2 separate regions of the Homo sapiens genome follow, and region 2 is linked to region 1. The links are chromatin contacts, found by Hi-C or POLR2A ChIA-PET in ENCODE. All regions are on one chromosome and are shown on one strand. The core of a region is the stretch at or near the end of the contact, and the rest is flanking DNA. Distances in the headings are between cores, read along the strand shown. Region 1 holds the start of SLC24A3-AS1 (SLC24A3 antisense RNA 1). Region 2 overlaps SLC24A3 (solute carrier family 24 member 3).

The links. Hi-C counts contacts between places; a loop is a spot of excess contacts on that map. ChIA-PET counts read pairs that join two places held with the same protein, here RNA polymerase II (POLR2A).
Region 2: a loop to region 1 is called in a map of sigmoid colon, with 2.8 times the contacts of the local background. The contact joins the enhancer-like site here to the promoter of SLC24A3-AS1 in region 1. A Hi-C loop is called at or near these places in 2 of 168 maps with a recorded cell type or tissue (left ventricle myocardium inferior and sigmoid colon). POLR2A ChIA-PET finds 5 or more read pairs at or near these places in 1 of 52 experiments (H1).

What each region holds. Positions count from the first base shown.
Region 1 is chr20:19,281,554-19,286,714 of GRCh38, reverse strand. It overlaps SLC24A3-AS1 (SLC24A3 antisense RNA 1), which reads left to right and starts at 2,119. Exons shown (of 8, transcript NR_024564.1): 1 at 2,119-2,570; 2 at 3,500-3,576. The region is part of intron 2 of SLC24A3 (solute carrier family 24 member 3); the gene reads right to left.
Region 2 is chr20:19,339,500-19,344,660 of GRCh38, reverse strand. All of the region lies in intron 2 of SLC24A3 (solute carrier family 24 member 3), which reads right to left. Among named protein-coding and RNA genes, the nearest start is that of SLC24A3-AS1, 57 kb to the right of the region's middle. Within about 2 kb of position 2,771, at least 2 of the 41 ENCODE cell types and tissues checked have a DNase peak (open chromatin) inside an H3K27ac peak, as active enhancers do; they include left ventricle myocardium inferior, where a contact is called at or near this core.

The DNA of each region.
Region 1 (5,161 bases), core at 870-3,369:
TAGCTCACATCTTGTTCCTACTGGACAGTGCTACTCGAGATTGTGCAGACCTCAGATTTTCTCTTCAATTATTAATGGGTATTGAGCACTGCACGGGTGTTGGGTGGCCCTATGTTACTTCTGACAAGCCCTCTGACCTTGGGCGGTTGTTTATCCCCTCTGGTTCTTGTTTTTTTCATGTAAAAGATGACAATGTTGGCCCTATCATGCTTTGTAGACTGGTCATGTCCAGCCCTCTGATTTTAAACCAGCCCACTCTGATGTCACAGTTTAAACCCCAAACAGTGGGATCCTGACACTGTTCATGGCCAGTACCCTGAACGCATGTTTTCTGCTTGCTGGTCTGTGCCTGGACTCCAGTTCTTGTTTATGGACCACAGGCACCCCTTGAACCTCCCCTCCTGTTGCTTCTCTCATATAGACTTCCCGGTTTCCCTCGTCAACTGCAGCTCACATTTAACTGTTAACTGTGGGCTTCGGGCCAGTCAATAGCTGACCTGTAGGCACTCCTGGCCATCCCCATAGGGCAGTGCCCTGCCAGCCTGACTTTGGTCTTGAAACACAGGCCAAGCATCCTCTTCACTTTTCGAGGCCTTAGGCCCAGCTAAGCCAGACAGAGTGGGATGATCCTTTATCAAGGGAAATCCAGTGATCTCACAGTGAAGCCCACACCAAAGGCCATCATTTTAAATATTTTCCTTCTTCCAAAGTTTATTTGGAAAAAGCACTCTGAGGAAAAGCTCATTTCCTTAAAATATCAAGGAACCAAAAACCAAAAGATGATATATTTTTCTGGAGACACACTGCAAAGTGTATAAATAAAATTCTGTAAAGTGCACAAATAAATATTACAAAGAATTCATTTCTGCTACAGTTGTCTACCATCTTCAATATTACATTTAGCTAACTTAATTTTCCATGGATCAAATTATTCAAAGTTAAATTTCTCTTAATAGGTCATCTGAGTAAACAATTTCAAGTGTTACTTGCCAAAAGAAAAAAAAAAAAATGTTTCCAGGCTTCAGATGAAGTCGGCAGTGTCAGGCTAAGAAAACAACCTTAAAAATTCACAGAGAGCTGGAACAATTGCAAAGAAAAGTTGGAGCCCGGAGGTCAGTCAGTCTTGTTCATGCAGTTCTGAAGGTAGAAAAAAAAAAAAAAATCACAAATTTCTACCAAAACTAGGTCTTCAAGGGGCAAAGGAAAAATGCCTTTTTTTTTTTTTTTTTTTTTTTTTGAGACAGGGTCTCATTCTGTCACCCAGGCTGGAGTGCAGTGGAGTGATCTCAGCTCACTGCAACCTCCATCTCCCAGGCTCAGTTGATCCTTCCACCTCAGCCCCCCAAGTAGCTGGGACCACAGACTCACACCACCACGACTGGCTAACTTTTGTACATTTTATAGAGATGGGGTTTCACCATGTTGCCCAGGCTGGTCCCGAACTCCTGGCCTCAAGTAATCCACCCGCCTTGGGCTCCCAAAGTGCTGGGATTATAGGCGTGAGTCACCGCGCCCAGTGCCATTTTTTTGAAAGCAGAAAATGTATAAAGTAATATATCCTTAAAGTAGCAGCTGTCATCAGAAGACAGCACCCTGGGCTTTCTCTGGCACCAAAACTGGGCACTCTGTGCTCCTGGTTTTCAGACAGAGAGAAAGGGAGAAGGCAGGGCAGAGGGAAGGGGAGGAGGGGAGAGGGAGTAGAGGAAGGCTTGAGGTATGGCATGGAATTCTGCAAACACAGCAGTTATTAAGGGAAATGGGAGAGTGTCAAGGGGAAGAAGTTTTCTTGAATTTCTATTCTTGAAATTTCTTGGAATAAATGGATGTGTGCAAGGGAAGGGATAAATGTAGTTGAAGATCTATTTTGTAGGTGAGGAAATGGTAATCTGAGAGGCAAACCAGAATCATGCCCCAACAGGGAATATAACCAGAATAGAGGTAACTCTGTCTCCAGTCTCTGAATCTACAGGCTTCCTCTAATAGCATCTAAAGCCAGGGCTTCTGACAGCACAGTCTGAGAAGCCCCATGACATCACAAGTGGCAGCTGGGTGTACTTTATGACAAATGCCAAATTAACTCCTGCCTGTGACCTTGCCACCATAACTCAGACAGCCAGGACACACACTGCACCCCAAACACTCAAGTCCCTGTGTAAATCTTCACTCCTCCAAGCACAGAGGGAAGCCTGCTCCGTAGGCTCTGTTAAGTGTACTGCTGCCGCTGACATCATCATAAATAGGAAGGGAGAGAGTCCAGGAACCACAGGGCTCACTTCCTAGCCTCTCTATTTAAGATTTTCGAGGGCAGATGGCACTATATTTAACCAGCACAAGTAGTATTCATTGTGCCCAGGGCCTCTTAAGGAAAACTGAACAAAGTTTTAGAATGAACCTGCCCTCACCTCACTCCTGCTCAACCATTTCACCCAACAACAAGTTAGAGGCAGAGAAGATGAATATTATTAAAATGATGCTTCTAAATCAGGACCTTATGGGTGCTTTGGCTCTCAACTTTTTTCATAAAATATCTGTCCAGTCCAGACCGAGGAGCCAGCTTCGACAGCATTCTGGTAAGGGCATGGAGGTAACCAGGGCTCACATGTGTCTGTGGCAATGTTCTGATCCTGTTGTTAGAAATAGTCAATGCAGCAGAGATGATGGCATTCATTGCCAAGCCTGAGGTCTTCAGGGCTTGCCTACATGGGAAGATGGTACTGAAGCCTCCTGTCTAGATGACGGTCTGTTTAGACCTGAGCTACCTGCGGTGTGGCCTGCTGACAGACTCGCTCTGCAGGGAGTAGCTGGAGAATGTTGCTCTAGGAATCTTGCACTGTGCCCCACCCGTAATGATGCCCCAGGACAGAGGGTGGGAAATTCACGAATACACTCCTACTACAGTGCCATCAAACCCAGGGCACTAAGCTGTCCACACTTTATTAGTAATTCTCACAGCAATCATGAAAGATCAGAATGATGATGTCAACTTCTAGAGAAGCACACAGAGACTCTGAGAACCTGGCTATTTGGCCAAAGTCCACAGCTTCAGGTCAGTGTGACTCTAAGACCCGGGGTAGAGATAAGGCCCTCAGATTTACATATTTGCTCTACACCCTTGAGATGTTTGCAATTGGGCTGGAAAGACAGGAGATACATCCAAAGACAACTGCAAGTTCTGACCACCCTGTCCAATAGCTCTTTCTGTGATGATGGAAATGTTTTGGGACCTGTGCTGTCATCTGTGATCCAACTATCGAGTATTTGACATGTAGTTGGTGCAACTGAGAATCTGAATATTTAATTTTAGTTGGTTTGAATTCACTTGAATTGAAATTGCCATTGAATGTCCATATTTAACAGCACATGTGGAGACATTTTATACCAGCAGCAGTCAGAAAAGAATGCTGCAGTCTGGGGTGGTCCAAGCAAGCTTCATGAAGCACGTGGGCTCTGACCCAGCCCTTGATGTGTTAGGATTTGAACAGAACTTCTCCTGTTTCAGGCATGATCATCTTCCTTGTGGAATTTGGTTCTGAATCAAGGGCCTCAGAAACCAAGCCCGGTTCTTTTGGTCTGCAGGTAAGGAAATCAAGATTGTCCCTCCTGGATCCATATTCCCTTTGGACCTGCTTTTCGCAGCATGACTCAGCTTGCTTTTGCTTCCTCCCATATTCCTCCTGAAGCCTTTCCTCTCCTCCCTTTCCCTGTGTGGCCCCTGCCAACACAGGCAGATCCCGGGTTCACGTTCTTTTTATCTACCTAGACATTTTCTTTTCTATCTGTGAGGCTGAGTTATTTCCACTCTTGGAATGACTTTGAATGTGCTTTATGCTTCTACATCTGTCACTCTGAGAACGGTATTTCCCAATACAGTGAGCAATGCTACTCACAGAGAGACCAACCACCTGCCCCCAAAACACACCCCAGCAACAGGGAACAGAATCCCCCCATCCTTGCTGGTTCTGCATATGGCTGAACCTAATGCTCAGAGCTGGTCACCATGTCCTGTCTGATTCCATTCTTTCCCATACCAGAAGTGATACCTGGGCTTTCTAATACTATTAGCTGATTAATCCTAATTAGCTTATTAGTTGGAGAAAGATGTTGAAAACTATTTGACTACAGGACCAGATCTGTTCTTGGCACAGAAGCTGTGCCTTCCCTGCTATGCCTTTTCAGGCTAGTCCTTGGAAATCTCTGCTTCTTAAAGTACACGTGGTTCAGTCCCTCAGTGGGGCACTTGGACCCTTCATACCCATTTTCATTTCTAACTCACGTAGCTGCCCATGTGCTGCTTCACTTTCAAGTGAAAAATGCTCCTTGTGAGCATGGAACAACAGCCACAGTAACCCTTGGATTCTCCAGGTTGAGGAACATAGACTACATAGGGTATTTTTTTTGTTTGTTTTTGTTTTTGTTTTTCTGGTGGTGGTGGTGGAGGCAGGGCAGATAACTATTTTTAATTCTTTCCAGCTTTGCTTGAAAGCTGATTGTTAAGAGTCTAAGTATGGTGGGAAGGGCACTCCCACCCATCTTCCCAATAGATCGCAGACCTGCAATTCTCTGACATGTCTTCTGTACTCAACAGCCTGTAGTTGTTTGGGCTGCAATGGAGATTGTTTATATCCTTCCGTGCTGACACTAAAGATGAGACAGACCTTTGGATGTAGGATCAGCATGTCATTGAGCTCCTGGGCCCTTGACAGTGGCACACATGAGGCCAAGTCCCCACCAGGCAAGGACAGAAAGCCCCAGAGAGCTTCGAGGTCCAAGTCAAAGCAGCAAAATATGGCTACAGACCTACTCCATCCCACCGCCTGTTTTGGTACAACCTGTGAGATAAGAATGCTTTTTAAATTGATAAAGCATTATAAAAAATTATTTTAAGAATACACTACAGATGCGATATGTGGCCTGCAAAGCCTACAGTATTTACTGTCTGGCCCTTTCCAGAACAAGTTTACTGACTCCAGGTCTAAACCTTCAGGGACTTCATTCATCCAGAGGGATGCCTGTCACGTCCCTGAGGCTTGGTGGGCTGGGTCCTCACAGCTCCTCATTCCCTTTGATCTGCTTTGTTTTCTTTTTCTGTTTAGTAACATTAGAGATAGAATGTTCCATATATATTTCTGGGGAATGGCATAATAGATATCAAATCTCACAA
Region 2 (5,161 bases), core at 1,522-4,021, 57 kb before region 1:
CTATTTTGGGAGACAAGCCTGTGGTATACTGTCTGCAGTGTCCCAGTCCTCCCCGCCTCCCAAGCCACTGAGTGGGTTGAATCCCCATTGTCCACAGAAGTGACTTACTTATTATCACATCTTTTTTGGCTTCCTGCCCTTGCCTGTCTCACTTCCCACTCTGCTACCAGTGCCTCTTGCAACTACCTCCTAAATAAACTACTGAATTTAAATGCTAGTCTCAGAGTCTTTTCTTTGGGAACCCCAACCCAAGACCAAGCCATGTACATATGTAGTTATGGTTTCACTCTATCTAAAGGTGTAAAAGGCTAGGATTCAGAATGCTCGCAAGTACTGCTCAGAGACAGAGTATCATATCCACTAGAAACCCAGCTAGTCATATATCTCAACCATATTATTAAACTTCAAAAATAATGTGGTAGTAAAAAATCAAGGAAAGTAAGAAGACAAACACATTTTAAAAAATGAATTAGCAATACACTTTATTGTGGCTGCAACATGTTCACTGCTCTTTCCATCATCCACCATTGTTCTCTTTATTCACTGAAGGAGGAGGTGTTCACAGATACTCATCTGCTTTCCCCAAGTCAGAAACCAATGTTCAGAAGAAAAGTCCACCATGGTTCTTTCTAGGTGCAGAAACCAGGGTCTATTACTAAGGTCTGAAATATTTCCAGATCATTACTGGCTACAGGTGAGGTCCACAGGAAATATCACCCGATGGCTTTAGAAAACAAGTCCGAGTCCAGGCCCTTTATGCTGTAACATTTCCACCAGGCGTATATCACCTGTAAAAATCATGTCCTAGTCCCCTTTTCCTTTTTATGAGTGAGACGCCTACCAACTGGTCCATAAGGCCCTCTATAATCTGGCTTCATTGAATGCATCCAACATTATTTCCTAACACTTTCCAGTCCCTCTTTCTGCTCCAACTAGAACTGGCTTTAAATCTTGAGCTCAGAAGAATTGCTCTCACTTGGTGCCACCCTCTCATGGCAATGCCCTCCTGTCTTCCCTCTGTCTGCACAATTCCAAACAGCCCCACAGAGACCCTGTACTCCATGAAGTATTACTTCCAACTCACCATTTTTTTTTTCTCCTTCAACTCTCAGAGAAGTAAGGCTGTACATTTCTACTGGGTGCAAAACAATATCTGCCGTAATGATGAGATACGATAGACTAAATTATGAAGCACTCACTATGCTCCAGGTGAGGGGTCTAATTGCTTCACGTGTGTTAATTCATTTAACCTTCCCCCATACCTTGGTCCTTTTATTATCCACATATTACACATGAAAACACATAGAGTAGGTGATGTAAACTGACTTGCCCAAGGTCACACAATTGAAATGGTAAAGCCAAGACTCAAACTCAGGTTGTGTGGGTCAAACAAACTGCTCTCAGTCTCAGTGGTACATTGCCTTGATAACCAGTCAGCCATCTGAATGTGGTCCAGCTGGAACAGCCAGCCAGTTCCAGAACAAACTATGGGATTTCACTACTCCATGCCTCCACAAATGCTACTCTCATTCCTCTGGATGATTTTTCTGCCTTTTCTTTTTCTTTTTCTTTTTTCTTTTTTTTTTTTTTTGAGATGGAGTCTCGTTCTGTCACCCAGGCTGGAGTGCAGTGGCATGATCTCGGCTCACTGCAAGCTCCGCCTCCTGGGTTCACACCATTCTCCTGCCTCAGCCTCCCGAGTAGCTGGGACTACAGGCACCTGCCACCACGCCCAGCTAACTATTTTGTATTTTAGTAGAGACGGGGTTTCACCATGTTAGCCAGGATGGTCTCAATCTCCTCACCTCGTGATCCTCCTGCCTCAGCCTCCCAAAGTGCTAGGATTACAGGCGTGGGCCACCGTGCCCGGCGCTTCTGCCTTTTCAAACTCTTATACATCTATCAAAGACCCACCTTCGACGTTATCTCTTCCGTCAAGCCACCTTCATCTGGAAGAATTGGCATTTCTTTAAAAAATGCCAAGAGATACAAAGATGAAAATAAAAAGACACTCCTTCTTCCACTAGAAACTCCTTCTTAACATTTGGTACATACATTTCCATGTTGCAGCTTGCTTTTTGCACCTAAAACAGTTGTCATAAATAAATTCCCATGTCTTTCAATATTCAACAACCTAATTTATAATGAGTTTCCCATATTCCAATGTATGATTGCTGTATAATTGAATATGATCTTAAACATCTGATCTGTCCAAAGATTAACATGGCCAACTCAGCAGAAATTTGCCATGATGAATGCCTAGGACCTGATTTTTGGAACACTGGCAGAGTATAGGTCCCATGGTTCTGTTCCAGTTTCCCACAGTGCTTGGGCAAGACATAAAAATGGATTTATCAATGGATCCACTCTGGCCAATGGCCCAGTCATCTTTGCCACTGCCAGTATTTTCTGTCTTGGCTTTAAGCTCCAGGAGAACAGATAGATAATTAGCTTAACTCACTGAATAGGGCATTGCATTAGGAAATTTTTTAAAGACTGGCAAAAGGGAACCAGATCCACAAACAATATTGTTACATGACTATTCTTACAGGTACAAATCAAAGTTGGTGCCCCACCTTAAGTTTCCATATCAATCTAATGCAAACTGACATTTCAACAATAACAACAACTAGTATTTTATAAACTATTAAAGTGCTTTTAATGCTATCTCATTTACTCTTCAAAAATACTTCAAAAATAGGTATTGTATCTACAAATGTGGCCACTGAATTGCAGCCAGATGAGTCCAGGGTCAGAAACACACAGAGACAATGACAAGGACACAGCAGCTGGCACTAGGAGCTGCCCATTGCAGAGGGCATCCAAGATCTGCCTGTCACAGAGATTAGATGGTCATACCTTCATTGGCTTCAACTTCTTCATTTGCAGAATGAAGAACTGAGACAGAGGATATCAAAAAGGCTGTATTCTGTGGGTCTACAGGATGGGAAACTGCTGCTATTTGGGGGACTTCTGCAAGTCTCTGTTTAATGCCAAATTAGCGTTCCTGGGTGGCTGGGAGCTGTGCCCAGTTGCTGAGTGAAGAAGTGTTTACTCTGTCTTGAGTCCTGAGTCCTTCCTAGTGTGACACTATATTTACCCCTGGAATCTGTGAAGTAAGCAGATGACCTTGTTTCTGGTAAGGTGTTACAGCGCAGGCTTTAAGTGAAAACAACAGAGTGCTTTACTGCCTAGAATCCCTCCAGAACACACCCCACAGGCACAGTGGATGGACTAGGTCCAGTTCCCAAACCTACGTGATCCTCAGATGACCTCTGGGCCTTTTGTAAAATACAGATTCCTGGACTCCACTCCTGGAAATTCTGATCTGTTATGTCTGGGCAGGTCCCAGGAATCTGTATTTTAGGAATGGCTTTCCCGGGGATTGTCACAAGCCCCTGAGAACTTCTGAATAAGCTAACCTCTCCAGGCTGCTGTCAACCTAAAATGCTTTGCTGGTTTGCCTACTGTGGTGGGTATCCACCTGGAAGACTCAAAAACTCCCGCTACCCAGACCACATCCCAGACCAATTAGTTCAGCCCCTCTGGGGATGGTTCAGGCATCTGTATTTTCAGAACTCTCTGGGCCATCCCAGCCAGACCTTGGTGCACTCATCCTACAGGTAGGAGGGAAGAGCTTACATGCAAGCAAATCAAGAGTCCTGAACTTGAACTGTGGTTCTATCATTCACTGTGTACAAGTCACTGCCTCCTGTACAAGTCAGCTGCTTCACAAAAGGGGCCCAATGAGACCTCCTTCATTCCATCGTGGTGGGGATAACATGTGATCTGCACACAAATTACCCTGTGCAACTGTGTCGCTCCCTCAACAAATCACATCATACAACTGTACTTTTCATATTACCATTTTTGTTATAAACAGAAAAACTAGATGACAAGATAAGAGGCAGAAATCTGAGCTCATCATGTTATTTCTGGATGTTTATTTGAAACACAGGAATCTAAGTTGCCAAGCGGTTCCCAACCTCATGTTGGAGGACCTGGGAATGCCTGATCCCCAAATTTTGTCAATGGCCTCTCTTCACCCCACTCTTCCTCCCTGCCCAGGCTGTGGGGATGGTGGAAACAGGAAAGTGGGGTGATGCAGTGAGAAGATCCACGCCTTTTATCACGACACCATCTGTATTCGTTTGCTAGGGATGCTGTCAAAAACTACCACAGACTGATTGGCTTAAACCATGGAAACGTATTCTCTGACAGTTCTGGAGGCTAGAAGTCCTAGATCAAGGTGTCAGCAAAGCTGGTTCCTTCTGAGGTTGTTAGGGAGAATTTGTTTCATGCCTCTCTCCAGCTTCTGATGGTTTGCTGCTAAGCTTTGGTTTTCCTCATCTTGCAGGCACAGCCTCCCAGCAACTGCCTTTATCTTCACATGGAGTGCTCCCTGTGTGCATGTCTGTGTTCATATGTCCCCTTTTTATCAGGACACCTGGCATGCTGAATTAGTACGATACTAATAAACTCATTTTAACTTAATTACCTCTGTAAAAACCTTATCTCTAAATAAGGTCACATTGTGAGTTACTGGGGGTTAGGACTAAGACGCCAACATATCTTCTTTTAAGGGACACAATTCAATCCACAACACCATCCCAAACCTGAACACCTGAGCCCACCCCTTGGATCCCCCACATGCCCCAAGTCCCAGAGACAGAAGACAGGCTGCCAAGGTGCAGGGTCCTGGTTAGAATGTTACTTTCATCAAACATCTCGTTTCATAAACTGCCAGAAGGAATTCTTTTGCAGATTATATGGAACTCACTCATTTTCCTTCTAGAATTCCTCTGCCTTCCTCCCTTCTTCTCTCTACCCAATGTGCTGTTGGTTAAGCCTAATTTATCAAACATGCTTAGTAAAATGTTACTGGCTTGGAGAGGTGTCCACATGCATCTGATGAGGGTTGTCTCCAGGTTACCCTGGTACCCTATCTCCTGGTTGGTTTCTGGCCCTCAGCCCCCAAGTCTTGGCAAACTTGGAAGCTTTGGGTTAAGGACACACTTTTCCCCAGCAGGTAGATCGGGGTGGTATCTCTCTAAAACACCATGTGGGAGGCAATGTGAAATGCAACTCCAGCATTTACTTAACAATTTCTGTTTCTTCTAGCACTGTCATACTTTGGGTTTAGTCTTCCTAACCTGTTTCT